3 separate regions of the Homo sapiens genome follow, and regions 1 and 3 are each linked to region 2. A link is a loop called in an ENCODE intact Hi-C map of the cell type or tissue named here. Cell type or tissue: HepG2. All regions are shown on one strand. Links, peaks and the distances in the headings refer to the core of each region. The heading gives the core; the rest is flanking DNA. Region 1 holds the start of LINC02919 (long intergenic non-protein coding RNA 2919). Region 2 overlaps ADGRG6 (adhesion G protein-coupled receptor G6). Region 3 has its middle 6.6 kb from the start of LINC02919.

Region 1 (10,691 bases), core at 2,405-10,404, 75 kb before region 2:
AGAAAAATAGGACCTATCTCCCGGTGGATGAGCATCCTTTAAACCTTTATGATGCACTTGAATTACAGCTATTAATAGCGAGCTCATGGAAGAATGAGTAAGACATTCCTACTCATTAAAGTTCTCCCAAATGATACATCCTAAACTTTAAGTTCCTTAAGTGGCTGTAACTTTCCATTAATTAAAAAGGAACAAAGTTTCCTTTTTAAAAAATTTCTAGGAAATGGGGCCTTGAAATTCATCTTCTCTGAAAAAAATGGTCAATTCCTTTGTGACTAATTATCTAAGGTATTTTTCTCTTTCCTTTTCTTCTCTGTCTCCCATTATTGGAGTGGAAGAAAGAGTGTGAGTAGAGTCGTCCTCTCCTTTATTTCTAGGCTTCTCCAGGAGTTTATATGGATCAGTGAAGACTAGTAAGGATTCAAAAAATGTGAAGACATAACGAGTGTTGAAACCATTATTATTTATATCTTTTTTGCTACTGCTGTTACCTTGCTAATTTCCATTTCACATGTTAACTTTCCATTTTCAGTCAGTGGTTTTCACGTGCTCAAAAGTCTTAGTTTCTTTCAATGCTCAGTGTTAAATATCAGATAAGTAAAAAAAGTTCTTAAATTTACATGGAGGTAAAAATAAATTAGTAAAGAACGGCCGGGTGCCGTGGCTCACACCCGTGATCCCAGCACTTTGGGAGGCCAAGGCAGGTGGATTGCTTGAGGTCAGGAGTTCGAGACCAGCCTGGCCAACATGGTAAAACTCCATCTCTACTAAAATTATACAAATTAGCTGGGCATGGTGGTGCATGCCTGTAGTCCCAGCTATGTTGGGAGGCTGAGGCACGAGAATTGTTTGAACCCAGGAGGCAGACGTGGCAATGAGCCAGGATCACAGCACTGTACTCCAGCCTGGGTGACAGAGTGAAACTGTCTCAAAAAATAAAATAAAATAAAATATAAAATAAAATAGTAAAGACCGAGGGGGAGAGGTCTGCTCCTTGAAGAACTATCAAACACATTTTGGGGATGTCTTCATCCAAGGACAACTCTGATTACCTGGATTTTTCACCAGAAAGATCTAAAGAGAAAATCAAATTTTATTATTTATTTTTTGCAACTTCTATTTTGGATTCAGGTTTGTGCAGGTTTGTTACATGAGTGTATTGCATGATGCAGAGATTTGGGGTACAAATGATCCTGTCACCCAGGTAGTGAGCATAATGCCCAATAGTTTTTCAGCCCATGTCCTCCTCCCAGTAGTCCTCAGTATCTGTTGTTCCCATCTTTATGTCCACGTGTAATCAATATTTAGCTCCCACTCATAAGTGAAACATGTAGTTATTTGCCTTTCTGTTTTTGCATTAATTTGCTTAGGTTAATGGGCTCCAGCTGCATCCACGTCAATGCAAAGGACATAATTTCTTTCTTTTTTATGGCTGTCTAGTATTCCATGGTGTATATATACCACGTTTTCTTTACCCAATCCACTGTTGTTGGGCACCTAGGTTGATTCCATGTCTTTCCTATCGTGAATAGCGCTCTGATGAACATTTGAGTGCATGTGTCTTTTTGATAGAACTATTTATTTCGCTTTGGGTATATACTCAATAATGGGAATGCTGGAGCAAATAGTAGCTCAATTTTAGGGTCTGCAAACCTAGTTTTCTTAGTTTGAAAAGCAGTTATATAATTTCATTATTATTCAGTTTGTAAATCTGGAATCATTTCTCAATAGGATGATAGTGTGTTTAAAAAAAAAAGACAATCTTCACATTTAAATTCTAATCTGCTGGGCTCTTAAAAAAGCCCAGTTCAATTTGTTTTGTTTTGCTTTCTCACACAGCTGAGATACCACAGCTTTGTAGCATCTACAAAAGATTATTAAGGTGAACTGAGAAAGTTGGTGATTGGAAAGGATAACTTTCCAGTTTTATTTTTATTCAGATTGCTGATTGATTAGGCTGCAGCACAACCTGAAATTTGGAGGAGATGAGGTTGGTCACTGTGTAGGTTGAAGGAATCCTGCAGAGAAAATGAGTAAAAATCAGAGCCCAAACCAAATCCACGTGTTTTCTATGCACTAATCCCCAGGAGCTTTAAATACATAAAACATGTGGAAAGACATAATCAAGTAGCTATAAATTCCATCATAGAAGTTTTCCAGTGGAACTAGGCAATCAGTCCATTCAAAATAAACCACAACAGGGATTCTTGATGGTGGAAAACATTACAAATAACTTGCAAGCTGGCAAGAAATTACAGCCAATAAGTGTGCTCTAAGAATAGTAGATACCTATAATAAATGATTTCCAAAGGAAATTCCAGTTATTAGAAGAAGGCCAACAAAAGATGTGGGGATGACTTTAGTTCCAGCATGCTCTGTTTCTCTCCACTGGCTTGTGTTGAAAGGAAGAACTGTTTTTTAATTCCCCATTTCAAGTAGTTCCCATGCTTTAATATAGTCAGAAAATGTACATGTTTTCCCCATAATGTAAAAGAGGGCCTCATTCTTTAAGAAAAGAATGGGAATTTCAAACAATTATTACCATTAGCATGTCTAGAGAAGATCATATTTCTATACCTTGAAAGACACATCCACGGAGTTTATAGATGAAGTCAGGTGGTAGAAATAAGGACTAGTCCTTTAAGAAATATAGGCATATGGCCGGGCGTGGTGGCTCATGTCTGTAATCCCAGCACTTTGGGAGGCTGAGGCAGATGGATCACCTGGGGTCAGGAGTTTGACAGCAGCCTGACCAACATGGCGAAACCTCATCTCTACTAAAAATTCAAAAAATTAGCCGGGCATGGTGGCGGGTGCCTGTAATTCCAGCTACTTGGGAGGCTGAGGCAGGAGAATCGCTTGCACCCGGGACATGAAGGTTGCAGTGAGCCAAGATCGCAACACTGCACTCCAGCCTGGGAAACAAGAGTGAAACTCCGTCTCAAAAAAAAAAAAAAAAAAAAAAGAAAGAAAGAAAAGAAAAAAGAAATATAGGCATATAAAGCATACATTTGCTTTGATTGCCCACTAACAGGCCCTGGGGATTTGAAGTCAGACAAGACCCTGGCCTTTCCATCAGTGATTATTCCTGAGTGGAGGATGGGGACAAATACGTATGTTGTCATGTCGCCATATCATTTGTGCAATAAGAGAGGCAGGCAAAAAAGCTCTAAGGAGAGACATCTAAAACACAGTGGGAGGCAAATTGCTTAAACTCCTGTGACCTGGATTTTCTCATCTGAAGAATAGAAACAAGGATAACCAGACTGTGGAAATATTGAAAGGATCAGATGAATCATATTATAATGAAGAATACCATACAAATGTGATCTATTGTTAATATACTTCTTAAACAGGGGTGTCCAATCTTTTGGCTTCCCTGGTCCACATTGGAAGAAGAAGAATTGTCTTGAACCACACATGAAATACACTAACACTAACAACAGCTGATGAGCTAAAAAAAAAAAAAAAAATCACAAAAAAACTCATAGTGTTTTAAGAAAGTTTACAAATTTGGCCAGGCACGGTGGCTCATGCCTGTAATCCCAGCACTTTGGGAGGCCGAGGTGGGAGGATCATGAGGTCAGGAGATCGAGACCATCCTGGCTAACACGGTGAAACCCCGTCTATACTAAAAATACAAAAAATTAGCCAGGCGTGGTGGTGAGCACCTGTAGTCCCAGCTACTCAGGAGGCTGAGGCAGGAGAATGGCATGAACCCGGGAGGCGGAGCTTGCAATGAGCTGAGATGGTGCCACTGCACTCCAGCCTGAGTGACAGAGTGAGACTCAGTCTCAAAAAAAAAAAAAGTTTACAAATTTGTGTGGGGCTGCATTCAAATCCATCCTGGGCCGCATGCAGCCTTTGAGACGTGAGGTGAATTGGACAAGCTTGTTCTAAGATAAAAAGCCTTTAATATGTGCTAAGCACTGTTATTAGCTATTTACATATATAAATCAATCCTCTCAACCACCCTATGAGGTAGATACTATTGTTAGTACTTCACAAATGAGGAAACTGAGGCCCAGAAAGATTAGGTAACTTCTGCACAGTTACACAGCTAAGTTTCAAACCCAGGCATCTGGCTCCAAGCAGAGAATTTACATTGATGTTATTGATGCTTAAGCTTTGGGACTTCTCCTTTGCCTGTGCCACACCAAGACTCTAGGTGGGGTCCCAGTAGTATCTTCATATGGCCATATGTACTTGTAAAATTTGCAAAAGTAAGACATTTTATCCAATTAGTTCAGAATATTCTCCTTTTTGATCCAACTTCAGATCCCTCATGTTTCCCCCCTTGCCAGGTAGAGTTGGAGTAAACATGTCATTTTTGAAATACAGCTAAGGGCTAGTTGAGTTGATGTTGATGACACATTCACTTTGGATTTAGTGAGATCTCTTTATGTAGCTTGCAGTCACTCCCATGACTGGTTGTTGGGGAGGCCTCACATGCTAGTGAGGGTAGAGACAGAATCCAGAGGTTTGTCTGACTCTATTGAAAATTCTCTGTACCCTACACTCCTTTCATGTGTTCAGTAATCCATAAACAGTTTTCTTAATTCTTTCTTTAACTGAGAGGCATGATAGTCTATCCTCAACCACCAACAGCATTTGGCACTACAACTCGTGTCCGACCTGGCTTTAACACACCTTTCTAGGTTATGTCCCCTCTAGATCTCCCTTTACACCATGCTCCAGCCAAAGGGCACTTCTTCCTTTGCTGGGCCATGCTCTTTGCTCTTGCTTAGGCGTTTATTAACTTTCTTGCTGACATGGCACGAAATCTGACATTAGCAAAGATAACATACACTCCTAATTCACCATAAAAAACATCAGCGTCACACTGGTTAGTGGGCGTTAGCATTTAAAATAAGTCAATAGACAAGAAAACTTGAAATGCCAGAAATCTTACAGCTTATATATAAAAAAGGAACTAGAGTTTTTTTTAGATTTGATGAAGATTCTAAAAATACATATGGCATTATCAATAATGGAGTTTGAAGCTGAAAGTTTTCTAAACTATCAGTAACTATAAATATTGGCTAATAATATTAACCCCTCACAATGGTGGAAAGACAGAATTTGCATACTATTCTTGCCAAAATAGTGATATAAAAGTTGTTATAGGCCAGGCACAGTAGCTCACACCTGTAATTCCTTTAGGAGACTGAGGTAAGAAGATTGCTTGAGGTCAGGAGTTCAAGACCAGCCTAGGCAACATAGTGAGAACCCCATCTCTACAAAAAAAAAATGTTGTTACGTGCAGCACAAATTACAGTAGAAGTAGTATAAGATGTATCAGCAGTTAATAAATAAAATATTTTTTCTGGATTTTCTGATTTGGAGAAAGTCTTTGAAAACTGTAATGTTATTTGTTTTGTAACCTTTTATAAATATTTGTTTCATACCTAATGTTTTTTTCTATCCTTAAAGAGAGTTCCACAAAATGTATAACATTTAGGACTGGCCAGGCATGGTGGCTCACACCCGTAATCCCAGCACCTTGGGAAGCTAAGTCGTGAGGATTGCTTGAACTCATTGTTCCAGACCAGTCTGGACAGCATAGCAAGACCCCATCTCTAAAAAAATAATTTTAAAAATGAGCTGGGTGTGGTGACATATGCCTGTAGTCCCAGCTATTCAGGAGGCTGAGGTGGGAGGATCACTTGAGCCCAGGAAGTCAAAGCTGCAGTGAACCATGATTGCGCCACTGCAACAGAGCAAGACCCTGTCTCAAAAACAAACAAACAAACAAAAAAAACAGGACCAAAAAAACTTGGGTTTGTCTCGTGGTTTTTTCCCTAACCCGTTCCCCCAATCCATTTTCCCTAACTCATTTTTTCCTAACCCAATAGCTTTTGGTTTAAGCTGTTCTGATAGTTACATACTGCTTTGAATGAACATATTGCTTTGTTATATGAATTTTGAGTAGTTACATTGATGCTTTAAATGAACCAGAGGGAGACAGGAGCACAGACTGGATAGAGTTCTGCTGGGAGTGACCAAGCTGTGTAGTCCTGCCTCTAGACAGCTGTGTGTGTCTTGAATCCTAGTGCCTCCTTCCTCTAGGTAAGTAAAGTAGTGCCTTCCACTGCATGGTCTGCGGTGATTGTTCTTGGCTCTGGGTTCTGCGGGCCTCTGACAACTATATGAAAAATATTCTTTCTCTTTACTCTGTTATTTTTAGTTTGGCTAATAGGAAATGAATGTGGTTATTTGAAGAGCAGAAAGCAAATAACCAATGATTTCCTGCCTTACGCCTTAAATTTGCTTATCACTCTATTACCTGCATCATTGAGGCTTCCTCCTTATCAGTATTACTAAGTATTAAATATATTAGTCAGTTAGACAGAAACTCTAACAAAATCAATTGCTGCGAGTTAAAGAAAAGCAAAGCAAGTTTCTGGGGCCAAAGGAGCCCAAGCAAAAATCAGAATGCAATAGTAAATGTGGCTCTGGGAAGTAACAAGCCAGGCTGATGGATTACTTTACACCTAAAGCAAAATTATCACCATCAGAGACCTGGCCATCCCAAGTAACAGCTTAGGTCTGTGGTTCTCAATGTCAACTGAATATTAGAATCACCTGGACTTTAAAAACTAAAGTGTCCTGCCCCGCTCCCTTCTGAGAGTCTGATTGCGTTTCCCAGGTGATCCTATGTGCAAATAGATCTGAGCACCTCTGGTCTAGGTGTTAAGCTTTCTGGGGCAGCGGAGAGGCTGGATGCTTATAAACCTTCTCTTAAACAAAGGCTAATATCAGAGCTGGATCCATTTAGTAAAAGAATTCAGTTAAATATAGCTCTCCCAGAAGGAAAAGTATTTTAAGCTATTATTAGTCATTTATACTTTAGTGCAACTCTGTTCAACAAATAGAAGCTTCTGTGATGATGGAAATGTTCTATATTTGTGCGTCTACTTTCTTAGTCCACTAGCCTCATGTGTCTATTGAGCACTTGAAATGGGGCTAGAACAACCGAGTGACTGAATTTTAAATTTCGTTTTAACTCATTTAAATTTAAATCGTTGCATGTGGCTAGTGGCTACCATGTTGGTCAGTGCAGTTCTCGTGTAAATGGGTAATGAGTAAAGTGATAGAGTAGGGGTTACTGTATGCCCGAGGAGAGGAGTGAGAAGGAAGCCTGAGGATGGAAAAAAAGGGAGTAAATGAGGTCAGGTTCACTATGAAAACTCCATAGGAAGAGCAGAGGAGAAGCTATAGCAAAATGTGGCTTTGGGAACGCCTATCATTCTTGGTGCCACCCCAAAATAATGTTGAAGAGAAATTTTTGAGCTAGGGACTTTGGCTCTGATCTGCCCCACCTCTCTTCTACAGACTAGTGCCTGACCAAATAGTAAAGCTCACAGAAGCTCTTGCTGCTGGGAACTGTTGCTAGGAAAGCAGCAAGGAGAAGTGGAAAGAGTAAGACACTGGTGCTTACAAGCCAAAAAAAAAAAAAAGTCACCTGGTATCTCGGAATCACTGTTGCTTCATAGCACAAGTGGTAAGATGTGAGTGTCTACTCAGTGCCATTCAACACATCTGATGTTGCCAAATCAAATCAGACTATAGATGGAAGCCCCTTGGACCTTAAGAGAACCACTGAAATTATTGATTATTCCTGTGGAAAGAGCTGATCCCACTTAAATACTACCCCTTCAAGAGGTATTGTGAAAGAACTTCCATAGGTGCATGGGTGATTCAGTGGTAGAATTTTCACCTGCCATGCAGGAGGTCCAGGTTCATTTCCTGGCCTATGCAACATGGCATCCCATTTTGGCTGGGCGTGGTGGCTCACACCTGTAATCCCAGCACTTTGGGAGGTCGAGGCAGGCAGATCATTTGAGGGCAGGAGTTCGAGATCAGCCTGGCCCACATGGTGAAACCCTGTCTCTGCTAAAAATTAGCGGGTCCTGGTGGCACACGCCTATAGTCCCAGCTACTCAGGAGGCTGAGGCGTGAGAATCGCTTGAACCTGGAAGGCAGAGGTTGCAGTGAGCCGAGATTGCACCACTGCACTCCAGCCTGGAGGACAGAATGAGACTCTGTCTCCAAAAAAACAGAGAAAAAGAACTTCCAGGCCAGGCGCGGTGGCTCACGCCTATAATCCTAGCACTTTGGGAGGCTGAGGCAGGTGGATCACGAGGTCAGGAGATCGAGACCATCCTGGCTAATACGGTGAAACCCCGTCTCTACTAAAAATACAAAAAATTAACCAGGCATGGTGGTGGACGCCCGTAGTCCCAGCTAGTCGGGAGGCTGAGGCAGAAGAATGGCGTAAACCCGGGAGGCAGAGCTTACAATGAGCTGAGATCATGCCACTGCACTCCAGCCTGGGCGACAGAGCGAGACTCTGTCTCAAAAAAAAAAAAAAAAAAAAAAAAAGAATTTCCAGAGGCATGAAGAACATGATGTCTGTAGACGTCAAGACTGGAAGGAATTTTCTAAGCATAAATCTTGGTCCTATGATGTTACAGGCCGAAAGAATGAGGGTCGTGATCAACTCAGTATACCACTGGAGGCTATATGAGTAAGCAACAAAACTGTTTCTCATAAATGCAGAATTGTGACAAACTGACAAAACTGCATCTGCCATCCAGAAGGAATGCTGAGGGCAGTCATGCCCCAAGCGCAGTGTTTCTTGTGATTAGGTACATCTGAAGCCTGTTAGTAACAATATGAACGTGTGATCAATTAAGCAGCTGACCAGTTGTTACCTCCTTCTCCTCGCTTTTGTTACCCAATAAATAGGAGGGGCTGTGGAAGCTCAGGGGTGCCTTTGCTCACTGGAAGTGGGGAGCTCTCTTCTTCTTCCCCGGCTTCCCTTCCTTTAAAACAGTTTCTTTTGTTTTTTGTTATAATTTCTAAGTTCGTCCCTTCGTTCAGTTTGTAATGACGGTCTCAGGCAGTAACAACAGTAACTGCTATAATGACCGTCTCAAGTAGTAACCGTGGCAGTCGGCCACATTATGACAGAGCCTATGGCAGGCCAGTCAGTAACATTTTGTAGATGGCTACCTACACTATTAATTCTCATGAACTGTTCTTTGCCTCTAGTCTTTACCCTATTCCAGAACTAGCGAGTTGATTGCATCAGTCTCTGAGTAACATTTTTTAAAACTTGACAATATGCATTGACAAGGAGTTTATCTAGTTAAATAATTCCTATTTAAATACCTGGTTAATGATATTTGGGTCTTATATCTACCCTCAAATCAATTTTATATTTTTAATGACACTACAGGTCAATTCCTTTTAAGAAAAATTGGCAAAGAAATATTTTTATGTTTTATTTGGATAATGGTCCCAGAGAGCCCTGGCACACATTTTGACAGAGTGAAAAAGGTTCAGGAAAAAACCCACAAGCATAATGAAAACAGAGGGGAAAGGTAAAATCAACAGTAAGTCTTGGATAGAAGTGAAAGTGTGACCATTTGCAATAGCAAAGAGTATACCTGGCTGTCTTTCACAATTCACCTAAGGAGTTGCTCACGGATCTTGCATGGTGGCTTGAACTCTAGCATATTCCTTCTGATCCTGACCGAACAGCAGTCCTCCTCAGTCTCAAGAGCCTCACATTACATGTGTGAGGCCCAGTCCCAAACCAAGGATCTAGAGTCCTTAGGTGCAGCACCCTTCCTACTTGCTCTTTCTGATTCCAGAACTCTGACCTCTTCTTCCTCAGTTCAGTAGGGCCACAGTTTTCTTTCTGGTTGCATTCTACCTCTTTGTGCTCAGAAAATTTTCTCCAGGCACAGAGCTAGCATGAAGTGAGAGTCATCTCGTGAGATTCTCTTCTGTTAGGGATTAAAGGCTTGCACTGTCAATGTCCAAAGTCCACTGTCTGGAAATCATTGCTTCACATATTTTGTCCAATCTTTTAGCTTTATGTTTTGTATGGGTAAAAGTGAAAGTCATTCCTGTTTGATAAGATTTTTAACAAATCCTTGCAATGTTTATAAGAGACACATCAAAATACATTGAATATAATAAAGAGATAGAGAATGATAGACTAAAAAAAAGACTACCAAGCAAAGCTATTGAAGCCTTATTGGCCGGGTGCAGTGGCTCACACCTGTAATCCCAACACTTTGGGAGGCCAAGGCAGGCAGATCATGGGGTCAGGAGATCGAGACCATCCTGGCTAATATGGTGAAACCCCGTCTCTACTAAAAATACAAAAAAAATTAGCCAGGCGTGGTGGCAGGCACCTGTAGTCCCAGCTACTTGGGAGGCTGAGGTGGGAGAATGGCGTGAACCCGGGAGGTGGAGCTTGCAGTGAGCTGAGATCGTGCCACTGCACTCTAGCCTGGGTGACAGAGTGAGGCTCTGTCTCAAAAATAAATAAATAAATAAATAAAGCCTTATTAATAAAATATACATTCCAGCAGCATAATGATAAGCAAAAGGATTACTTATATATTGCTAACAGGAAAAATTTATAGGAAAATACGACAAAGATGAACTTGTATGAGCTTAAAAACATAGCCCCCAAATGCAAAAACAAAATATTTAAACACATAGAGAAATTCCATCAGAGTTGGACATTTTAGCCTACCTCTTCCAGTAATTAATTGATATGAACCTATATTATTTGAAAAATATGATTTATAAGCTTTATCTAATGAACAGATGCACAACTCTGCACCCAGTAATTGAGGGTACACAGTCTTTACAAACACACATGGAAT
Region 2 (10,691 bases), core at 828-8,827:
ATATCTTGCTGGACCTAATTATTTACAATATACAATAGTGATCGTGAGTTTTCAGACTCTTGGCTTTTTTTTTTTTGGTTTCTTTGGTCTTGAATATGGTTCAAGATGAGTGTCACACTGAATACCAACTCCTTGTACAGAACAGAGTTTTGTTCTTATGTACCCCTTGACTGTTCATTGTTCTTTTAAATTAATGGTGTGAGAACAAACTCATTCTATGAGACTGAGATCATCTGTTATCAAAACTCCGTTATTAGGTGGAGACAGATAAATCATGGCTGAAGTGATCACAGAAGCATCTGTGGAAAGAGTCATGCAGTCATGTTAAGTGAGGGTTAAGGGTGTGTGTATGTGTGTGGAGGGGCATGAGTGATTAGCTGGCTCTGAACCCTTTTTGTAGACTTGTGGGATTTATATTTGCATACATTTGCTTTTTATTTGAAAATCTTTTTACTTTAAGAATCCTTTTAAGATTAATTGACACAGATCATTCTTTCAGAAACTGATGGCATCCAGAAAACGTTTAGTACATGATTTAATGATTTAGTACCAAATCATGGGTATTGTGAAAGTACCCAAGATAATTTCTCATCTTGGTCTGATTATGAAAGACTAGTATTCCATCTTGCTCCAGTACTTTGTTTGGGTGTGTATGCTTTATTAATTAAGTTGTTTTTAGATGTAATGCAGTTGTCAGTGGGGTAATATGACTTTTCTAAAAATGTTTTAATTTTTAAAGCCTCATAAAATAAAGAATGAGGCAAATGAACCATAGATTTAACTTAATGATAGGCAAAAAGATAAAAAGAGGAATTCATTAAAAAAAAAAAGTCTTTGGGGACTAGGAGGAACTGGAAGTACCATAACAGCAACTTTCTGTGTAAACTGGAAAATCTTCTCATTCAAACTTAACACATGGAGTTCACCGTCTATATTAGGAAATGTTTTGGAACACAGTGTGAAAATCAGCTGTAGCAAGAAACAGATTTTAATTAATACAGACATAGAGTAAACCTCTGAGGCTGAACATCGTTATTCAATTCAGTTGGAAGATAAGCTACTAGATATTTATAGGAAATGTGTATTATCATTTCCCTCATTGTGTAGCACCAGAACTCTTCTACCTGCACCTGATGGCTTCTTACCTGTCATCATTCCACTTCCCTTTCTCTGCAAGAGTATTATGTAACCAATCTTTATTCATCCTATTTGGGAAGTCAGCTATTTCTATAAAGGGTAAGCTCTTTATCAGTTTTTTCACTGAATTCCCTTCCATTTACTCCTCCACTTTTTTACAAATCTTTTGAGTTGAAATATGCCTCCATGACTCATTGTAATGATCAGTAATCATAAACTAGTGTTAACATTTAATTTTTTTGAAAGAAAACAAGAATCCTACATTTTGAGATTAAATCAAATTTGATCAATATCTCAATAATGTTACTTTATTTTGCATATTGTTTCTTGGTGTGTAATTTTTTTTTCAGTTACTTCATCAGATTCTTACAATTTCTCCCTCCTTCCCAAAAGGCAAAAGAATTATTTTTCCTACGTTACAGATAAGGAGACCAAAGTTAGGAATACTTAAGTGCCAGCCCTATGGGAAAACAGAAACAAAACAGAACGCAGTTCTTCAGACTCTTAGTCCTTAGTCATTGTTTTTTCCATTATCTTGGAGGTAAACCTCCAAAGGGCCCACCAATATCAAGCAAAGGCTATGGAGGTTTACACCTCCTTACATGCTTATCCTTTTGTTTTGTTTTGTTTTTTTGAGACAAGGTCTTGCTGTGTTGTCCAGGCTGAAGTGCAGTGGCATGATTTCAGCTCACTGCAACCTCTGCCTCCTGGACTCAAGCCCTCCTCCCACCTCAGCCTCCTGAGTAGCTGGGACTATAGGCACACATCTCCATGCCTGGCTAATTTTTGTGTATTTTGTAGAGATGGTGTTTCACCATGTTGCCCAGCTGGTCTCGATCTTATGAGCTCAAGTGATCTTCCCACCTTGGCCTCCCAAAGTTCTGGAATTACAGGTGTGAGCCACTGGGCTGACCTGCTTATCCTTTTCTGATTCCATTTCTTTCATCTTGATAGCCAGGAGTCAGGTTGTGTTTTTTAAATCTAATTATAGTTCAGTAATTGTACTCAACAAAATTTCTTCTATTATGTTTCAATTATAAGTATTGCCAGAGAGTTTTATACCAGTGGTTTTTCAAGTGAAGTCTGGTCTTGGAACCAACAGTAGAGTATCACCAGGGAATGCCATAGAAATGCAAATCCTTGGGCGTCATTACAGACCTACTGAGTCAGAAAGTCTGGGGTAGCGCTCATTGACTTGTGTTTGCCCAAGCTTTCCAGGTGATTTCGATGTTAGCTAAAATTGGACTGTTTTAAACTCTTAATCGATGAAATTGACATTGAGGTAAATTGTAGTTTAATTTTTGTCCTGAGCTACCTAAAAAGTCTGTCCAGCATTTATAATATTTTTCTTACTTATATCCACATCCCCACATTGGCTCCCTGAGATGGTAGTAGAGTATAATGGTTCAGTGTGTGGGCTCTGAAGATGAACTGTAAGTTGGAATACTGGTGTTATTACTTACACTTCATATGGGCCCTGGAAAAGTTACTTCTCTGTGAAATGCAGTCATGGTACTTCCTGCCTTCTGAGGTCTTTGTGATAATTAAATAAGTAAAATGTTAGCTATAGTTGTTATTATTTAGCACAGTTATTTGCACAATGAATCATGAAGTATTGTTTTGGAAAGTAATATTTTAAGTTTCAACCAAGGACTTTAAAAATGAACTTTTGGGGAGACAACCAATTTGGGAGAGTTTCTGGGGTAATATATAATCTTCATGGCTCATTAGCCATATTTTTTCCTTTCTGAGTGTTGTTTGCAATTTCATTTTAATAATTTATTAGTAACTAAAAGTAGCTATAAAGAAGACATTTATGCCAAAATATTTGAAGGTTATTTTCTTCATTTTTCTCTAATATTTTCACTTTTGAAAGGGAAGAAAATAATTGTATAAGCATCAGCCATCTTCTGCAGCCTTTTGCATCTATTTTGTTACCTTACGAGATCATCACAGTCCTTACTAAAACAAAAATTGTCACAACGTGAGTGAATTTAATATAAACTAGCATTTCCCCCTTCCCTTAGTGAATAATCATTGTTTGTAGAAAAAGCTCCCATCATTGAGTCATGTTTGTGATCAACACAAAGGGTAAATGAAAGGACCTTAGAGTGGTGAATAGGTATTCCTGCCTTGAGGGTTTCTTTTTCATTTAAACATTGGTGTACAAATACTTCAGTAGCTAATGCATTCTTGGTTACTCCTTAAGATATCTTATTCTTCTCTAAGTTTTTCTAATTGCAGTGCAATGACAACAGTCACATATCTGCCACTTATAGGAAGGGAGTAGAAAAGGAGGAGGCTGGGAAGACAGCTGTGTAAAGGTGAGATACGTGAGCACTGATGAACTTCACTCTCCACTGCAGCCCATATATAGCCTGCAGTTGTGTGCTTCTTTATTTTAGTCTCTACTAGGCTCTGGCAAGGAAAACAACATATTCTGCTGGAAGAAATTTTTCATTTGCCACTGCAATTTTTTTTTTTTGCCACTGCAATTTTTTTTAAAAGGGAGAGGTTAAGAATTAGGTGGTATTTGGTTTTCTGTTCGTGTGTTAGTTTACTAAGGATAATGGCCTCCAGCTCCATCCATGTCCCTCCAAAGGACATGATCTCGTTCTTTTTAATGGCTGCATTGGATCAGGAAAAATAACTAATGGGCTTAATACCTGGCTGATGAAATAATCTGTACAGCAAACCCCCGTGACCCAAATTTACCTGTGTAACAAACCTGCACATGTACTCCTGAACTTACAAGTTAAAAAAAAATGAAATAAAATGTGGAAAAAAAATTCGGTGGTGAAAACATTTTTTTCTTGATGTTATTCTCAGCCAAACAAGCTCATGCAAGCCGGAAAGATGTGGGAGTAAATATGGCAATGCCATTCATTAATCATGAAAACCATATTAAGGAAAGGGCTTCCCCTAACCCTCAATGTAATATACTAGGTCACCAGATCCATTTTTAGATTCAGAGATTTCTGTTCTCTGTTCAGAATCAAGAAACAGATGATGTATTACAGTTTTGCCTTTCCCTTCAGGAAGAGGAATAAAATATGCTTGAGAAGAAGATGGATTTGATTTTCTATAACCTTATAGTATGGAATGCATTTAGTGGGCTGAAAGTTGCAAATATTGTATATGCCTTTTCCCCTGATTGTCATTAATTTGGGGTTTTGAGGAGGAGGAATTTACAACTTACTCTTTCCATTTTCAAAACCAGAGTATAAAAACATGCTCTTTCGACCTTGAAAAATTGATTTTCAATTTATTATACATCAGAGGAACTATAGCCAATATTTTTAGAGTATATAATTCTTTCCCATGTAAACAAATTCAGAATTGTTTCTTTAAAAAAAAAGCTTTTTAAGCTTCATTTATATAACTGGACTTGAGGAACAGTTTTTCTATGGGAACTCAGAAGCAAAACTTGCCTTTGCCTGAAGTCACCGACTGGGGCCCAGGGAAGCCAAAGCTCCTTTGGAGTTGAGGTCAGACATGGCTGTATGTGACATGGACATTCTATGGAATACAGCAGGGTAGAAAAGAGTTAAAAAAAAAAAAAACTATCAAACTAGTGTTTTTCAGTTGTCCTGGACTTTTTAGTGTTTCCCCACTAAGGTCTAACCTTTGCCATCTGTATGCTTTTAGATCTGAGAAGATATGCTGCCTCTTTTTTTTCACTGCCCCTCCCCTCTGAATCTTATGGCTCCTTTAAAGTGTATAGTTCAAAGAAAAGCCACAGTGAAAAGAGCTGTGTCTTTTTAGGCCTAGTGAGACATATCCTGCAGCCCATGGGCTTTGTGTGAGGCTTTCTGTGATCTCATCTTGCAGAGTCAGAAATGAAAAGAGATTCTTCTGTTCTGTGTCTGTCGGTATAATCATCATGCTGTATGACGAAAATGCAGTGGGAACCCAGCAATGACATGACCCTCTGAAAAGGGTACTTTAAAAAACTTTTTAGAAATATTGTTAACTTGATCTCATTTTGCTTTCCTTGATGAAAATAGTCCTGAAATGCAGTGTTATTTACAGAATGTAGATCTAGATTGTTACTTTTTTAAAAGCAAAAATATTGATTACTGTTGGCAGTGTTAATGGAATAGAATAATGAAAACTATTGCCTTCTCTGTTTTTTTTGTAAACGCTCTTTTTTTGTTTAGTGTATTTGTGACTAAGTAGGAAAATACGTGTCACTGCTTGCTAGCACCCCCTCACTCCCCTCATTAACTAATCATTTTCATTCACAGCTTGTGGAATTTGGCATGTTTTCATGTTAACTTTTTTGTCTAGTCATTAGGCCATCTTTTAGTGAGATGCAAATAAATGTTATCTCAGAAAAGTTAACTGTATTTTTATTAATTCGGTACCATATTGGTATTTTGCAGTAATAACAGCTTTATAATGGGACAATTAAATACAGATCATTAGGTTTTTAGAGTAATATGCTGTTAAATCTAAAATACATATCATTGATACTTCAGAAAAAGAGAAACCATATATAAATATAGGAATGGCTCACAATTCTTCTTAAAGTAGATGGAATGGGATTTAAGATCACAATATAGGTGGCCGCCCCTTTTCGATCACTGTAAAATAACTATACATATGTAGTATATTATTGGTTCTTTTAGTTGTGAAAGATTCGAATACTGAATGTTTGCAGCAGAGAGGCTGACTTACCACATAGTGATGAGTAGGTAGAAAGTCCTAGCATATTAGTGATACCTCTTCTAATTTAATTCACAGAGAAACTTAAGCATATTTAGGTATTAGGTGTCTTTACATAGACATTGAAAGTTTTTTATTTTTAATTATTAAAGTAAATTTTGTAAATTTCTGGCTTGAGACCTCAGTTGGCTCTCTGTTCTCCACTAAATTCGAATTTTTTAACTAGCATGTTTTTTGCTTTTTTTTTTTTTGTGAAGGAAGTCTGGGTTAAGCAGAGTTGACGTTCTGCTGGCTTAGATAATGAGCCACCTCATTCCAAGGCAGTTTCTCTAGGAAATGATTTCCCTTTCTTATAAATCTTGCCATGGGGCTTGGATGTCATGTGGACATAAAACATTATTACTTACCACGCCAAAAATGATAGCTTTTGCAAGAGAGACACAATATAGTAGATTGTGTTTATCTTTTAGACATCTATTGTTATCTTTGGGATTTTAAGTTAGTGAAAATACCCTTCGGCCTTCATCCTCCCAAGCAACAAGTAAAGGACCATAATATGGGCTGAAGGATCGTGGCAGTAAGAACAAGCCAGGAGGAGTTCTTGAATCTTCCAGGTAAGGGCTTCTGTCAGACGCCTGGAAAGTTAAGCACATGGAAGTGCTAGTGTGCAGTTTAGTTATCATCCTAGCCTAAGTACACTAGGAAATATACTGAGCGTAAAAATAGCTTGGCAGTTACTGACTGAGAATTATTTGAACTGTTGCAAAAGCTAGAGTGGAGATGGTCACAGGTTTCCATTATTGAAATGGTGATTGAAATGGTGATAAGTGTGGAAAAGTATAATCCTGTCATGTGCCTTACATTTCAGAGCAAAGAGAATATATGATGCAAGTCTTGATTGAGACAGTATTAAATTATTTTCTTGCTTGAATTTGTCAGTCAGTGACTCAGTTTGATTTGTCATTCAAACTCCTCTAGGGGACAGAATGGGAGACCCAGATGGTTAGAAAAAGAGCACTGTCTGTATGATGACTCCTTTGTTTTAACTCATCACCAAGCATATTTGTTGGTTTTTCAGGGTTATATCCCCTCTGACCCATTGTACTATTTCCCTAAGAGTTTACATATAACATTAGGATCACAAGGTATGGCAGACCTGGACTATCAGCTTGTTTTTCTTATTGATATTAATGTGTGGTGTAGTGAAGACTGAATGTTGCAGTCAGGCAGAATGGAGATGTAATCTCACTTTCATCACTTAAAAAAGTTTTTTTTAGTAGATATAAGGTCTCACTGTGTTGCCCACGCTAGGCTTCAACTACTGGGCTCAAGCAATCCTCCTGCCTTGGCCACCAAAAATGCTGGGATTACAGGCATGAGTCATCATGCCCGGCCACCTTCATCACTTTTGAGCTTCAAGGTCTGAGAATCTGGAAATATTACTTAGGGTTCTTATCTTTTCAAGATGAGATCAATAATACCTACTTCACACTCTGGTGAGGCTGAAACAATACAATAGATATCCATGTCCCTGGTACATTGTAATTTATTATTATTGAGAGATGAGGAAATTGAATCACAGAGAAGTTAATGGATTTGTCCATCATCACATTAGCACTAAGTGGCAGGGAAGGACTTTAATTCCGGCCTTCTGTCTCTAATCCTATGGCTTGTCCACACTGTCATTGCTCTTAATTCAAATATATTTTGGTGAATAAAATCTTTTACCAGGGATGGTATGTGGTGTAAATTACCACTGATAAATGATATCAGATTTTTGTCTGAAGGAAGAAAGTCGGTTTTCCAACAAATGAATGGATATGGCATCTGTTTTATGATAGTTTCAGGATGTTTCCAAGGTTTACCCCAAGATATGAATGTTCAACTTGAAATTCTAGAAATATGATCATTAATGGAAATACAAAGTTCTTAGACAAAAGATGGAAGAAATAATTCAGGAAGGAAGCTAAGAAGAATAACATTTCACATAAAAAGCAGGGAATCAAAAACAGTGTTTGGCTAAAGGAAAAAGGTGGTAAAGACAAGAGAAGGAAAAACAAAACTACTCCACATTGCCAGATATATTACACTTGTTAACACTAGGGAATCCAGGCTATCTATACCATCCTATGCCCCCTAAAACCATGAAGTGAATTTGCAAACATTAACAGATTATAGAAGTGCTGTTACCTAACTCTCCACACGTAGCAGAAGCCCAAGTGCCTGTAGAGTTAGAGCTGGGAGTTATGAGGAAAAGCTACAGGAAGTATGTCTTGGCCCAGAATAAGGAAGAACTTTCTGACAATAAGATGTGCCAACAGTGGAATGGCTTTTTCCCCAAAGTAATGAGCTTCCTGTCACTGGAGAGTCAGGTAGCTGCTAGAAGATTGGCAGGGTTGCAATCAAGGGTCTCTAGCATGAGGTCAGAGTTTGAATCGGGTGAACCTGAAGGTCCCTTACCAAGATTTTGTGATTCTATGACTGTTTTGGTTACACCTTTTTTCTCTTTCATACTCAGTTTTACTGTGTTTCATAAGTATCTTTTAATAAACAGAGGGCAGTACTTAGGCTTATGAAATAAGATGAACTGTGGCAATCCTTTTAAAACAGTAATCAAATGAAATTCAAAATAATATGTTAGAGGGAAATAAACAAAATATAAGATTTTTTGAAAGCCATATTGTTTAAAACCTGTGGGAGTGATTATAAATCTTAATAGAATGAATAAAGGTGATTGGCACTGGACAAAAGCATGTCTAGAAAGAGTTTATTGTTGCATTTAGCAGCATTCTGACAGGAAAGGGCTTACACAGAGTGCAGTAGTAAGAAAGCAAAAGACGTGTTTAAAGAGCTACAGGCAAATATTCTTGTTTATTACAGGTGATCGGAGGATAGTATTGAGAACCAAGAGATCAGAAATAGTGTTAAGTCATGGGGAACCTTGAATTTCAGGTTTAGATGTTTGGTTTTTGGTGGACACCTGATTTCTTTTGATGGTTTTGTTGTTTTTGAAATAGAGATGGACATGATGTGAACTTTTTATTACACAATTATTGATCTTGGTAGTGGTGGGGAAGGAGTTTTTAAAAAGGAGGATTGGAAGGGAAGTAGAAAAAGTTAGGTGAGAAAATCGAAGGCCAGAATATAAATAGAGAATGAAAATGGAGAACAGGGGAGCACAAGAAAGCCTTTTACAGTTAGAAGTAGTGAGGATTCAGTTCCTGGGAGGACAGAGCTGCCTTTCATTGCAATGGAAATACGTGGAGAGAAAAGCTTTGGAGGGCATCAGTGGGAAAGGAGGTTGTCTTGTCCACTGGTGTCCCACACTGCAGAAGTGGTGCATGGAACAGAGGTCAGGAGTTGAGATCCCGATTTGGAAGTTATTTACACAGAGGATGAATCTGCAATCATGAAGTCTGATGAAATTCCAATAGGAAAACCATAGGGGGTGGGGTGGGAGAGAAAAGAGATCTCTGAGCTGAACTATAGACAGCAGCAAAATTTAGGGAAAAAGGAGAAAAAAGTAATCAGAGAAGAAGGTGTTATAGACTACTTAATGATGTAAGAAGAAAAACCAAGAGAATATTTCTTGGAATCTGAGAAAAGAAAATTTCAAGAGAATGTAATCAGGGATCCTTTGGGAGCCCCTGTAGTAAGAAGTAAGAAAAAAATGTGAGATGGAAGTTTCCATGGGGGATGTGAACCATCCCTTCAAGAGGTTTGGAACTGGGGTGGCCATATAATTTTGTAAATGTGAAAGAACAAACAGTAAAATTACATTAGTCAAAGTTTTGCTTGTTACTCAAAGCAACTTTTTATGATCTCTTTTTTCCCCTTCTGCATGATAGCAGTGCCTCTCTGTGTGCAGGTCTATGTGCAGGTCTTCCATGCAGCAGGCAGCTCAGACTTCTCTCAAGGATAAAGGCTTTATGTGGGATAAATTTGTAATTTTGATTCAAACTCCAGTGGAAGACAGTGATTGTTGCTATTTTTCTTCCTTAGGGAGAAGTAGACAATCAGGGCATGCTAACATGGAACTTTCAGTTCTCTCTGAAATACTGTTATGTGTGCAGTAACCTTTTTCTAAGATTGATTTTTGTTTAGTAATTCAGAAAGGGCAAATTCCCTGGTCACAATTAGTTTCATCATACATACAGATAACACCATAATTTTGGAGTACTTAAAGGTTTGCTTGTTTGTGGTTTGCTCTCTGGGGTTGTGTCTGGGGTTGAAAATAAATAACCACAGCCCTTGGTTCAAATAGCTTATCTGTTACATGGTAGCAGCTACAAAACATGCTACTGATAATCAAATATAGCAATTCTACTAAAATAAATGTAACATCCACCATATGTATATTGAGGCATGTTCTAAGGAACTGTGTACTATGTTAGCATTATATGTATTTATATGTAGACACATACATAGATATATTTGTACATAGATAACACACACATGCATATTTATTACCTTCTTTTATGACACCCTCCTTAGAGGGGTGGTATTATTGTCACTATGCAGATGAGCAAACTGAGTTTGTGAGAGATCTTATAAGTACTCGATCTCAGATGGATATAAGAACTGAAGTGAGAAATGGCCCTGGGGCAATCTGTTTTCGAACCTGATATTCTTTTTCTCTGCATCATGCTGTACTACCTAGGATATGGAGGTGTTGTTACTGCCAAAGGACTTTGATATTGAGGTGTGCAAGTGAGAGAGCTAAAGTGTGGATGGTTTTGCCTCAGCTGGGCAGACTGGCACCAGGTCTGCGTCTACCAGGGCAGTGTCCCTTCCACCACTAGGTGCTTCAACAGGGGCAGTTTTTTCTCTTTTGGAATAAATTTCACAGGTACTCCATCTAATTTTTACCTTTAAAACTTCTTGCC
Region 3 (10,691 bases), core at 586-8,585, 66 kb before region 2:
TGAATAATTTTATCTTTGGTAAATTTTAATACTGAGATAACACTTAAATAATTTATTGGAAAAATATTAATTTAACTTTAAAAAACTAAATTTGTATTTTTAAATCCACTTATCATTAACAAAGAAAAGAGAAAGAAATAGTCCTGAAAAACACCAGACAACAATGTTTTTCTTGGCAAATTATATGTAATCTTCGGGTAACATATAATACCTATCTGAAAAAACTGTTACAGAGGATAAAAATATGGCACAACTCCCTAAATTCTTGATGTAAGTTAGGGTGGAGTGGACAAAGAGAAGATGAAGTAAAACATTCTAAAGTTCTCATGGGGGTAGGAAGAAAAGTTATAGGAAAAGGATGGTGAAAGTTTTCTAACATTCTTATGATATTGGGATGGCAGAAAAATAAGGAAAAATTAGAGCATATTAAATGGTAAACTGAAATTTAGGGGGACATGTTTGGGTTATTTTTGATTGATCATGTGAGCAAAGAAAGAAAAGTCAGCCATTGATGAAATGTAAAATTACATCATCAGAAATTCTAAAACAAGGTCATTAAAAACATAAATTGAATACAAATTTGATCAACCCACAGAAATAATAAACAATAAAGATTTGAGAAAATCATGTAAGATAAGTAATAAACTTAAAGTAAAGAAAGAAGGGATACATCATGAATAATCCAAATCTCATGTTGAAATGTAATCCCCAGTGTTGGAGATGGGGCCTGGTGGGAGGTGTTTGGGTCAAGAGAGTGGATCCTTCATGAACGGCTTGGTTCCATCCGTACAGTAATGAGTTCACTCAAGAGTCAGTTGTTGCCCTTGCTCCCTCTCTCACTCCTGCCCTTGCCATGTGAATGTGTCTGCTCCTCCTTTGCCTTCTGTCATGAGTAAAATCTCCCTGAGGCCCTTACCAGAAGCAGATGCTGGTGCCACACTTCTTGTACAGCCTGCAGAACTGAGAGCCAATTAAACCTCTTTTCTTTACAAATTACCCCATCTTGAGTATTCTTTTATAGCAATGCTAGAATGGCCTAACACAATCATGTATAAAATATGCATGCCATGTATAAAATATAAGCAAAAGGATTACTTATATACTGCTAACAAAAAATTCATAGGAAAATATAACAAAGCTGAACTTGTGTGTGTTCAAAAACATAGCCCCCAAATGCAAAAAAACAAAATATTTAATTAAACACATAGAGAAATTTATAAATAGTGCATTCCATCAGAGTTCATCACATGAACAAACATTTCTCAAGAGAAGACATACAAGTGGCCAAAAAGCATTAAAAGAAATCAACATCACTAATCATCAGAGAAATGCAAATTAAAACCACAATGAGATATCATCTCACACTGGTCAGAATGGCTATTACTAAAAAGTCAAAAAATAATAGATACTGGTAAGGCTGTGTAGAGAAGGTAGTACTTATACACTGCTGGTGGGAATACACACTAGTTCAGTCACTGAGGAAAGCAGTTCAGAGATTTCTCAAAGAACTTGGAACTATCAGGTTGGTGCAAAAGTAATTGAGGGTTTTGCCATGATTTTCAATGGCAAAACATGCAATTACTTTTGCACCAATTTATACTATTCAACCCAGCAATCCCATTACTGAGTGTATATCCAAAAGAAAAGAAATTGTTCCACCAAAAAGACAGATGCACTCACATTTTCGTCACAGCACTATTCACAATAGCAAAGACATAGAATCAACCTACATGCCCATCAGTGGTGGACTGGGTAAAGAAAATGTGCTGCATCTACATCATGGAATACTACACAGCAATAAAAAAGAATGAAATCATGTCTTTTGCAACAACATTGATGCAGCTTGAGGCCATTATCCTAGACAAATTAACTCAGGAACAGAAAACCAAATACCACATGTTCTTATTTACAAGACGGAGCAAAACATTGGGTACTCATGGACATAAAAAAGGCAACAATAGATTCTGGGGAATATTAGAGGTGGGAGAAGGAGGCAGACAAGGGTTGAAAAACTTCTGGGTACTATAGTCACTTCCTGGGTGATGAGCTCAATTGTACTCCAAACCTCAGCATCACACAATATCCATGTAGCAAACCGGCATATGTATCCCCTGAATCTAAAATAAAGGTTGAAATTACAAAAAACAAACAAACAAACAAACTAACAAAACAGGAATACCTCTCATCACACTAAAAATAAATAGACCACATTCGATTCGATTCTTCTATTAGAGAGAGTATTTCAGGTTACATCTTACAAGAAGTCCAGAGAGTTAGGAAACACAGAATCAGCTTATCTTTAAGCAGTTTATTAGTTGTATTGTTTTAGTATATTTTTAAGCAGTATATTTTTATTTAGTATATTTTAAGCAGTATATTTTTAAGCAGTATATTAGTAAGTGTTTTTACTTAAAAAAAATCTTCCAACACATTTTCAAGTGATGTATTTCTGGATTAAAAGCACTGGCTTTAATTTTGAATATGAACTGTCCAAAAGCTTAGAAACACAAGAAAAATAACGCATTATTATACCTTTTTCAGATTAACAATTAAAATTTAGATGTAAAATTGTAATGAGAATACTTTTGTAAGAAAATCTAGGAGTAGAGAAAATTTTAACCAACACTGAAAACTCAGAATTATATAACAATTTCAAAATTAAAAGCTTCTGCCAGGCACAGTGGCTCAGTGCCTTTAATCCAACTCTTTGGGAGACCAAAGAGGTGGATCACTTGATCTCCGAAGTTCGGAACCAGCCTGGGCAATATGGCAAAACCCTGTCTTTACAAAAAATACAAACAATTAGCTGAGCATGGTGGCACACACCTGTGGTCACAGCTACTCAGGAGGCTGAGATGGGAGGATCACTTGAGCCTGGGAGGTTGAGGCTGCAGTGAGCCGAGATCATGCCACTGCACTCTTGCCTGGGTGACATAGCCAGATCCTGCCTCAAAAAAAAAAAAAAATTAAAAGCTTTTATATAACAAAACTGTTACAAATAAAATCAAGAGGTGATTATAATGATGGAGAATATTTGTAATGTGGATGTTAAAGCATTAATGTATACTCATACAAGGAGCTATTAAAATTGACAAGAAAATGACAGCTCAATAGCATATCCGATAGCATAACCTAGGAGTACATAAACCACAGAGGAGTTAATCTAAATGGGCAAGAAACACTTAAAAGAAATGCTTGTTTGAAAAAAAAATAAAGCCAAAAAACCCAGAAAGATCACTTTGTACCCATCAGGCTAGTAAAATTTAACAATGAGCTACAACACCCCATTGTTGTCAAAATGAATATAAAGATTACTTTCATACTTTCAATGTTAATGTGATATGTTACAACTTCTTGGAAAGCAATCTAGCAAAATACACTAAAATTAAAAATAAATATATTCTTGACCTAGCCATCTCTCTTGTGGGACTCTGTCCCAATGAAATATAAGCACTAACAGATGTATAAAACTGTTTATTGCAACCATGTTTTAGTGGCAAGAAAACAAGCAAAATGTTAATACCCACTAATAGGGGAGTGGATGAAGAAATTATAGAACACTTACTCTTGTGAACACTTGTTTATAAAATATTATTCAACCATTAAAAATTATTGCTATACTAGTTTACTTGGAAGTAAAGTATAGTTATGGGCTCACTTCTGTCTAATATTGTGCTGTTAAACAGGAATGACAAGTACATATATTCAAAGACACCAGTGTGTTATTAAAAATTGTGCTGAAGCTATTTTGTGTGTGTGTCAAGTTCTCAAGTTAATTTTCCTTCCTGAATACTAACAAAAACGTAATAGATTTCTAAAAAGAATTGTTACAACATACTAGATGAAAACACTTTCTCATGTGACTTTAAATGATGATTGGAAACTCTCCTGTTTAATTGACTGAGAAGACCCAGCTCCCATCTTGGTATTCTTCTAACACAAATTTAATCTTGCAAATAATACCCTGTTCTTTTACGAAACACATCTATAAGAGAATAGTTAATAGGAACAAATTAAGATTTTGTAAAAACTATGATCAATAAAATAAGACAGAGCAGTCAGAGGATCATTATGAGAAAGTTGAAGATTAATAGCACTATTGTCAGTATAAAAGCCATTTTATTCCTGAAAATTACCATATCAAAAAAGAGACCACCACTCACTGCCACCTTATAAATTCATAGTTCCATGTAAATAGGAATACAGTAAACTCTGCAAAATTTCAGACTAAATGAATTTAAATTTTTTAATACAGGACTTCTCAGAGCTTTTATTTTGTTATTCTGATTTATGATCCTTCAAGAGAAGGGTTTACTGTACGTGACTGTGTGACTCCCCCATTTTATTCAGACTCTCTTACTAGATAAATGTTTCTAGGAATATTGAGGACTTCTGCCCCTGAAAGCGATGTATTTTAATGTCCTGTATTGCCTTCAATTTAGTATATGTTTGTTTCTTTATTGGGTTTCTGCTGTATACCTTGTACTATGTTGAAGGCTGGAGATGTAGTGAAGTTCAAAGTCTGGTTGAAAAAGCAGATATGCAAACAAAGTGTTATATGATAGGCTTAGTTCAAGGTTGGCTCTGGGTTAGGACAGTGGAAGATGAGAAGGAAGAACAAACTATTATCTCTATAGTGGAGAGTAAAGCTCCTCAATTGCAGGCAGTCAGAGGAGAAGTAAAATTTAGAACAGGTCCCACACCAGACTGAGAAGTAAAGAGTTTACTTTTAGTGTCTATAATGAGACTGAAACTCTACCTGAGACAAACCTTGATTTCTTTTCCTTTTCTGCAACATCTCTCAAGTGCCTCCCACCTTAGGCCCAAATCCCTGCCAGAAACTCATCTAGAACACTCTTCTCTGGAACTCATAAGTCTAATTCTTTGTTTTCAAACTCACTCCTTCAGGGCTGGACATCTCCTGAAACACTGTTCTTATCCAGAGTTGAAGGTCTCTTTCCTGAATCCATTAAAAGATGACTTCCTTTAGCTTCTCCAGGAATTTGTTTTCTTATCCTATCTCTCAAAGCCAGACTTTTTCTATCGCCTAAGAAAACAGTTACTATATCTGATGTTCTGATTGTTACTAATGTGCTGATGGGGGTGTGTTAGTTTTAGACCTCAGAGAAACAGATGCCAAAATGGGATTAGAAGTGCAAGAGAGATATTGGGGGAAATGCTTACGAAGGGTTAAGGGAAGAGAATAGAAGAGGAGGAGAGTTCGGTCTGCAGTGCAGTTCCGATGCCTGTGGAGGAAAAGGACTGGGTAGGAAGAGGTGCAGTCAGCAGCACAGCTCTAAGAAGACATCCTCTCATGACAAGTCTTAGGTGGTGGTTGTTATTTTCAAAATTACTAGAACTCATGAATATGAGCATAAATGATATGTTTTCATCTATTGTATTGTTGTCTTTATAGATGTCACATCTTTGGTTGGTAGGACCATGTTAGATTGGATCCTGAGTCATTTTGATGCAATTATAGTCTTTGATAAGTTCATTGCCATCTCATATGATAACAGATTCCAAGCTCATCTCATACAATTCCTACCTCAGACCTCAGAATTATACATATCTCTAAGACATGTTTCTTTTAGTGGGAAATATGATTTAGGAACCGGAATCCATTCCTTAGGGGTATTATGATTACTCCTGATCATTTCTAGGCCTTTTCAGTGGACAGAGCTATAAAATATAAATTAATTTTGATACATTCAATGCAAATTCAGAACTGTATTGTTTCTGCATACCCTCAACTGTCTTACAATTACAGAATTTTTCTTTTATCTGATGCAAAGTGTCCTGGTTTTCAATGACAATGGTGACACTAAAATTTGAGTATTACATAACTGTTCATTTGATTTAGTACACTTGAGTCACAGAACACTCTAGAATAATAACATTATTACCACTAATAACATAATTGCTGAAAGAACTAAATATTTAGTAGCTTTTTTGTTCTCTGTATACCCCACTGAAACTATACAAATTTCTGTGTTTTAAAATCATTGGAAATAATTCCACTTGGTGTGGTTGTGCCACCAACTGGTACAAAATAGGTTCATTTAAAAAATTATTTTTAATATTTAGAAATTTTTAAAATTTTAAACTTTTTAAATAATTATATTAAATAACATGTATGTTTCAAAAGACAAATCTACAAGTAGAAGATACAGTCAAAGAACTCTAGCTCCCATCCCTGTCCCTTCTACCTGAGTTCCCCTCTTCACGTATTGCTAACTAAAATAAGATTTATCCTTCCTTTGTTCTTTTTGTAATATAAGATATTATTTTACAAAATATAATAAGATATTATATTACAAAATATACATATTTTATATTACAAAAAGAACAAAGGAAGGATAAACCTTACTTGGTTTACATACATTTTCTTTTTGATAAATAATAGCATTCTAAACACATTTTATCTTGCTTTTTGGACTTAAATCTTGGAGACTGTCCCATAGTAGTATATATAGATATTACCCATTCCTTTTTTACATCTCTGTAATATTCCATTGTGGTTTATATTTTATTCAACCAGTCTCTTGACGACAATTTGAGGTGTTTTCAGTCTTTTGCTGTAACAATATCCCAACCATCTAGGTTGTCATACCTCTATAATTTTTCCCAGGGTAATAGGTGAGAAATTGTATCTCAGTAGAGTTTTAATTTGCATTTCTCTTGTGAGAGAGTTCATGTGCCTTTTTTATATAAGTAAGAACCATATCCCTTTCTTTTTGTGTGAGCTGTTCATTTTACTAGCCTATTTTCCTACAGTATCAGTCTTCTCTATTGCATAAATGAAGCAGGAAAGGGATTGAGAGATATGGAGAAATAAAAAACAAATTGCAATTTGGCTGCTGATGATGAATGAATCCCAGAACAGCTTTCTCACTGTGGCTGTAGACATCTATCAGACCACAATTCAACCTTTCAACAACCACAAAAACATTGGTTTGTTGGCATGGGTAACTCTCTGAGTCCTAGTGAGGTCTCCAATGCTTCACTAAAGTGATCTAAGATACAAAGTACCTGAGATTTTGTTCGTACTCATATTCCTCTTTTTTTTTTTTTTTTTTTTGAGAGAAGTCTTGCTCTTGTCCCCGAGGCTTGAGTGCAACGGCTCGATCTCGGCTCACTGCAACCTCTGCCTCCCAGGTTCAAACGATTCTCCTGGCTCTGCCTCCCGAGTAGCTGGGATTAAGGTGCCTGCCACCACGCCCAGCTAATTTTTGTATTTTTTAGTAGAGACAGGGTTTCACCATTTTGGCCAGGCTGGTCTCGAACACCTGACCTCAGGCAATCTGCCTGCCTCAACCTCCCAAAGTGCTGGGATTACAGGCATGAGCCACCGTGCCCAGCCTATTCCTCTTATTATTATTATTACTTTATATCTGCTGGTTAAATGTACTCTATAAGGAATTACTTCCCAATCTTTTTCAAATAATGGCAAAATAGACAATTATAGTGTTTATATAGTACACCAAGATAAGCTACAAGTAGTTTGGGGATGTTTATATGGGGCTTTCTGAAATTATCTTTACATTACTTAACTATCATAAAAGCCCAAATTATTAGAGATGATATTAAATGTTGAATTTAGATATAACCTCAAAATTACATTTTTTGAATGGGTTAATGGGAAACTTAAGCTTGATTTTGTGAATACATCTTTTTAAAGTTAGTTTGAAATAGCGACATGAAATTCTTAACCTCCCACGAAGAGATACTTTGTTCACAAAATGAAGTGACGAAAATATTACAACCTCATGTTTTAACCATTCCCAAATTTATAACTTTTGAAATTATATTCAGAAAATGAATGCTCCTCGCTCTTCTTTCAACGGTAAATGTCATATGAAAATTTCATATGATCTGTGCAAACATAAGTTTGCAGTCACCCCCTGGTGCTGCTACTGCCAGTGGACCCGGCCAAGCTTCCTTAGACCAGCTCACCTCGGTCTATGGGCCTTTTCCTTGGCCACAAACTCTTCCCGTGGCTCCCCTAGTGTCGGAACACGATGGGTAAAATGGCATTCTCTGAGACCAGTTGCTCAAGAAGTTGTCCAGGTGGTGGATCATCCATTTGGCTTCCCCAGTCACTTCACTGAGGAGAGGTAGTGCTAGATGTGGCTCAGCATGCTTGTCACCTGCAGGGATAGCAAGACACCCCATTGGACCTTGTGCCACCAGCTACTACCTAAGGAGCTTCAAACATGCCTTCTTTGGTCAGAAATGACCATCCCTAGGGCTCCATCTACCTGACAGCTGAAGGGTCAGTATCTCCTGGCACACAGGTGACCCACACCAGTTGAGAAGAGCTGCTATCATGCATTGGTTAGAAAATGCCATTTCTAAATCCTTTCCTTGCCACTCAATAGTGGGTGACATAAGGGAAACAAAGGTTTCAAAAGTTGTTTTTAAATGGAATGTTTGCTAAATTAAAAACAAATTAAGAAGCAACTCTGCTTCAGATTTTATCGTACTCATTTGGGTAGAAATGAGAGTTTTTAGGTAGAAAAAAATTATATATGTGTAACAGCTGTGTTTCCTGGCTTACTTCTCACATTGTCAGAAAACTGTACGTAAGCGACAGGCTATCCTAGGGCACCCTCAGATTCAAAAACTCACCATGGCTTTGCCTAACATTCAATTCACTGCAAACACCTTAGACAAGTGTACAAGTTATAGAGGAATAACAAGAAACATCATTGATGTGGTTTGGCTGGGTCCTCACCTAAACCTCATCTTGAATTGCAGCTCCATAATTCCCACATGTTGTGGGAGGGACCCGGTGGGAGACGATTGAATCATGGGGGCGTTTTCCCCCATACTGTTCTCACGGTAGTGAATAAGTCTCACAAGATCTGATGGTTTTATAAGATTTTTGCTTGGCTCTCATTCTCTCTTGTCTGCTGCTATGCAAGACTTGTCTTTCACCTTCCACCATGGTTGTGAGACCTCCCCAGCCATGTGGAACTGTGAGTCCATTAAACTTCTTTTTCTTTATAAATTACCCAGTCTCAGGTATGTCTTTATTGGCGGCATGAAAATGAACTAATACAATCATCTTACCAAACTTGACTTTCTCTGGCTCATAATAGATATGTTTGCCTATAATGTTATACTCTTTGCAGAAGATATTCTATAATATCACCAGTTACATGTACCTTGAAATCAACTGGCCTATAGACATCCAAATTCTATAAAATGGTTAAGGACAGCATGACTTACATTTTTTATGTGTTCAGCAGATGTAAAGAATACTGTCAAGATCTCTCTCTGTGTGTGTGTGTGTGTGTGTGTGTGTGTGTGTGTGTGTGTGTGTGATGAGGATTCTAATAACATGAGGCAATGATGGGAAGAGAGAAAAAGTAAAGACAGGGAAGAAGGGTGGAGAGGGAAAGGATTGGATGACCAGGATAGAGGAATAAATAGAGATAGGTGGTTAAAGATAGATAGAGATTGTTATAGCACAGAAGCACCAAAGTTATAAATTATTACCCAGTTAATTCCACAAAAATTTAAGTGCCTACTGTACCAGGAGCTGGGGTACAACAGTGGACAAAACCAGATAAAACTCCTGCCATTCGTAGTTTACATTCTGGCTGATTCTGTGCAGCTGCCAAGCCTTAGTAAATAACTTTCTTAAAATATATTCAGGAAACGTCTCTATTCATAAATAGTACCTCTTGAGGGTTTGAAAAGGTACATTCAATCTTTTTTTTTTGTCTTTTTAAAATCTTATTTTCAATTGACAAATTATAATTGTATATATTTGTGGAGTACAAGGTAATATTTTGATATAGGTACACATTGTGGATGATTAAATCTAGCTAATTAACAAATGCATTACCTCACATACTTTATCATTTTTTTGAGATGCAAACATTTAAAATCTACTCTCTTAGCAATTTTCAATACAATGCATTATTAATTATATCCATTATGCTGTGCGATAGGCCTCGAAAACTTATTCCTCTTATCTAACTGCAACTGTCCCCTTTGACCAACATCTCCTCCTTCCCCCCTCCAGCACCACACCACTTCAGTCTCTGCCATTCTACTCCGCTTCTCTGAGCTGAACATTTCTAGATTCTATATATAAATAACATAAAGTAGTATTTGTCTTTCCGTATCTGGCTTATTTCACTTAGCATAATGTCAGCCAGGTTTATTCCTGTTGTTGGAAATGACAGAATTTCCTTTTTAATGCTGAATAGTATTACATTGTGTACACATAACACACTCATATTTATCCATTGATGGACATCTAGGCTGATTCCACATCTTGGCTATTGTGAAAAACACTTCAATAAACATGGGAGTGCAGACACCTCTTTAACATACTGATTTTAATTCTGTTGGATATATACCCAGGAGTAGGATTGCTGGATTATATGGCATTTCTACTTTTAGCTTTCTGAGGAACTTCCATACTGTTTTCCATAATGGCTGTACTAATTTACATTCCCACCAACAATGTACTAGGGTTCCCTTCACTCCACATCCTCACCAACATTTATCTTTGTTTTTAACCACAGCCATTCGAACTGGTGTGTGGCAATACTCACTCTGGTTTTAACTTGCATTTCTCTGATGATTAGTCAAAGATATATACAATTTTTATTTTCAATTTTGAGAAATGTAGCAGATAACCAAGTAGTATACAACTGTCTTAATTTCATGAC

Evidence for each region. A loop is a pair of places that touch in the nucleus more often than their neighbours do. Peaks named below come from ENCODE experiments on the same cell type or tissue, not always from the same donor. Only the 100,000 strongest peaks of a DNase experiment are listed, where the experiment ranks them.
Region 1: it touches region 2 in a loop (4-fold over the local background); 2 of 110 quality-filtered maps call a loop at or near these places.
Region 3: a loop joins it to region 2, with 3 times the contacts of the local background. A loop is called at or near these places in 2 of 110 quality-filtered maps.

Annotation. Positions count from the first base shown.
Region 1 is chr6:142,249,949-142,260,639 of GRCh38, forward strand. It overlaps LINC02919 (long intergenic non-protein coding RNA 2919), which reads right to left and starts at 9,970. Exons shown (of 2, transcript XR_001744395.1): 1 at 9,456-9,970. In HepG2, for the core only: no CTCF peak of the experiment used is centred there; a DNase peak (open chromatin) is centred at 9,823; H3K4me3 peaks cover 1,056 bases.
Region 2 is chr6:142,326,450-142,337,140 of GRCh38, forward strand. The region is part of intron 2 of ADGRG6 (adhesion G protein-coupled receptor G6); the gene reads left to right. Among named protein-coding and RNA genes, the nearest start is that of ADGRG6, 30 kb to the left of the region's middle. RefSeq lists a silencer at 7,923-8,217. In HepG2, for the core only: no CTCF peak of the experiment used is centred there; a DNase peak (open chromatin) is centred at 4,852; H3K4me3 peaks cover 1,251 bases.
Region 3 is chr6:142,261,134-142,271,824 of GRCh38, forward strand. No RefSeq gene overlaps it. Among named protein-coding and RNA genes, the nearest start is that of LINC02919, 6.6 kb to the left of the region's middle. In HepG2, for the core only: no CTCF peak of the experiment used is centred there; a DNase peak (open chromatin) is centred at 4,558.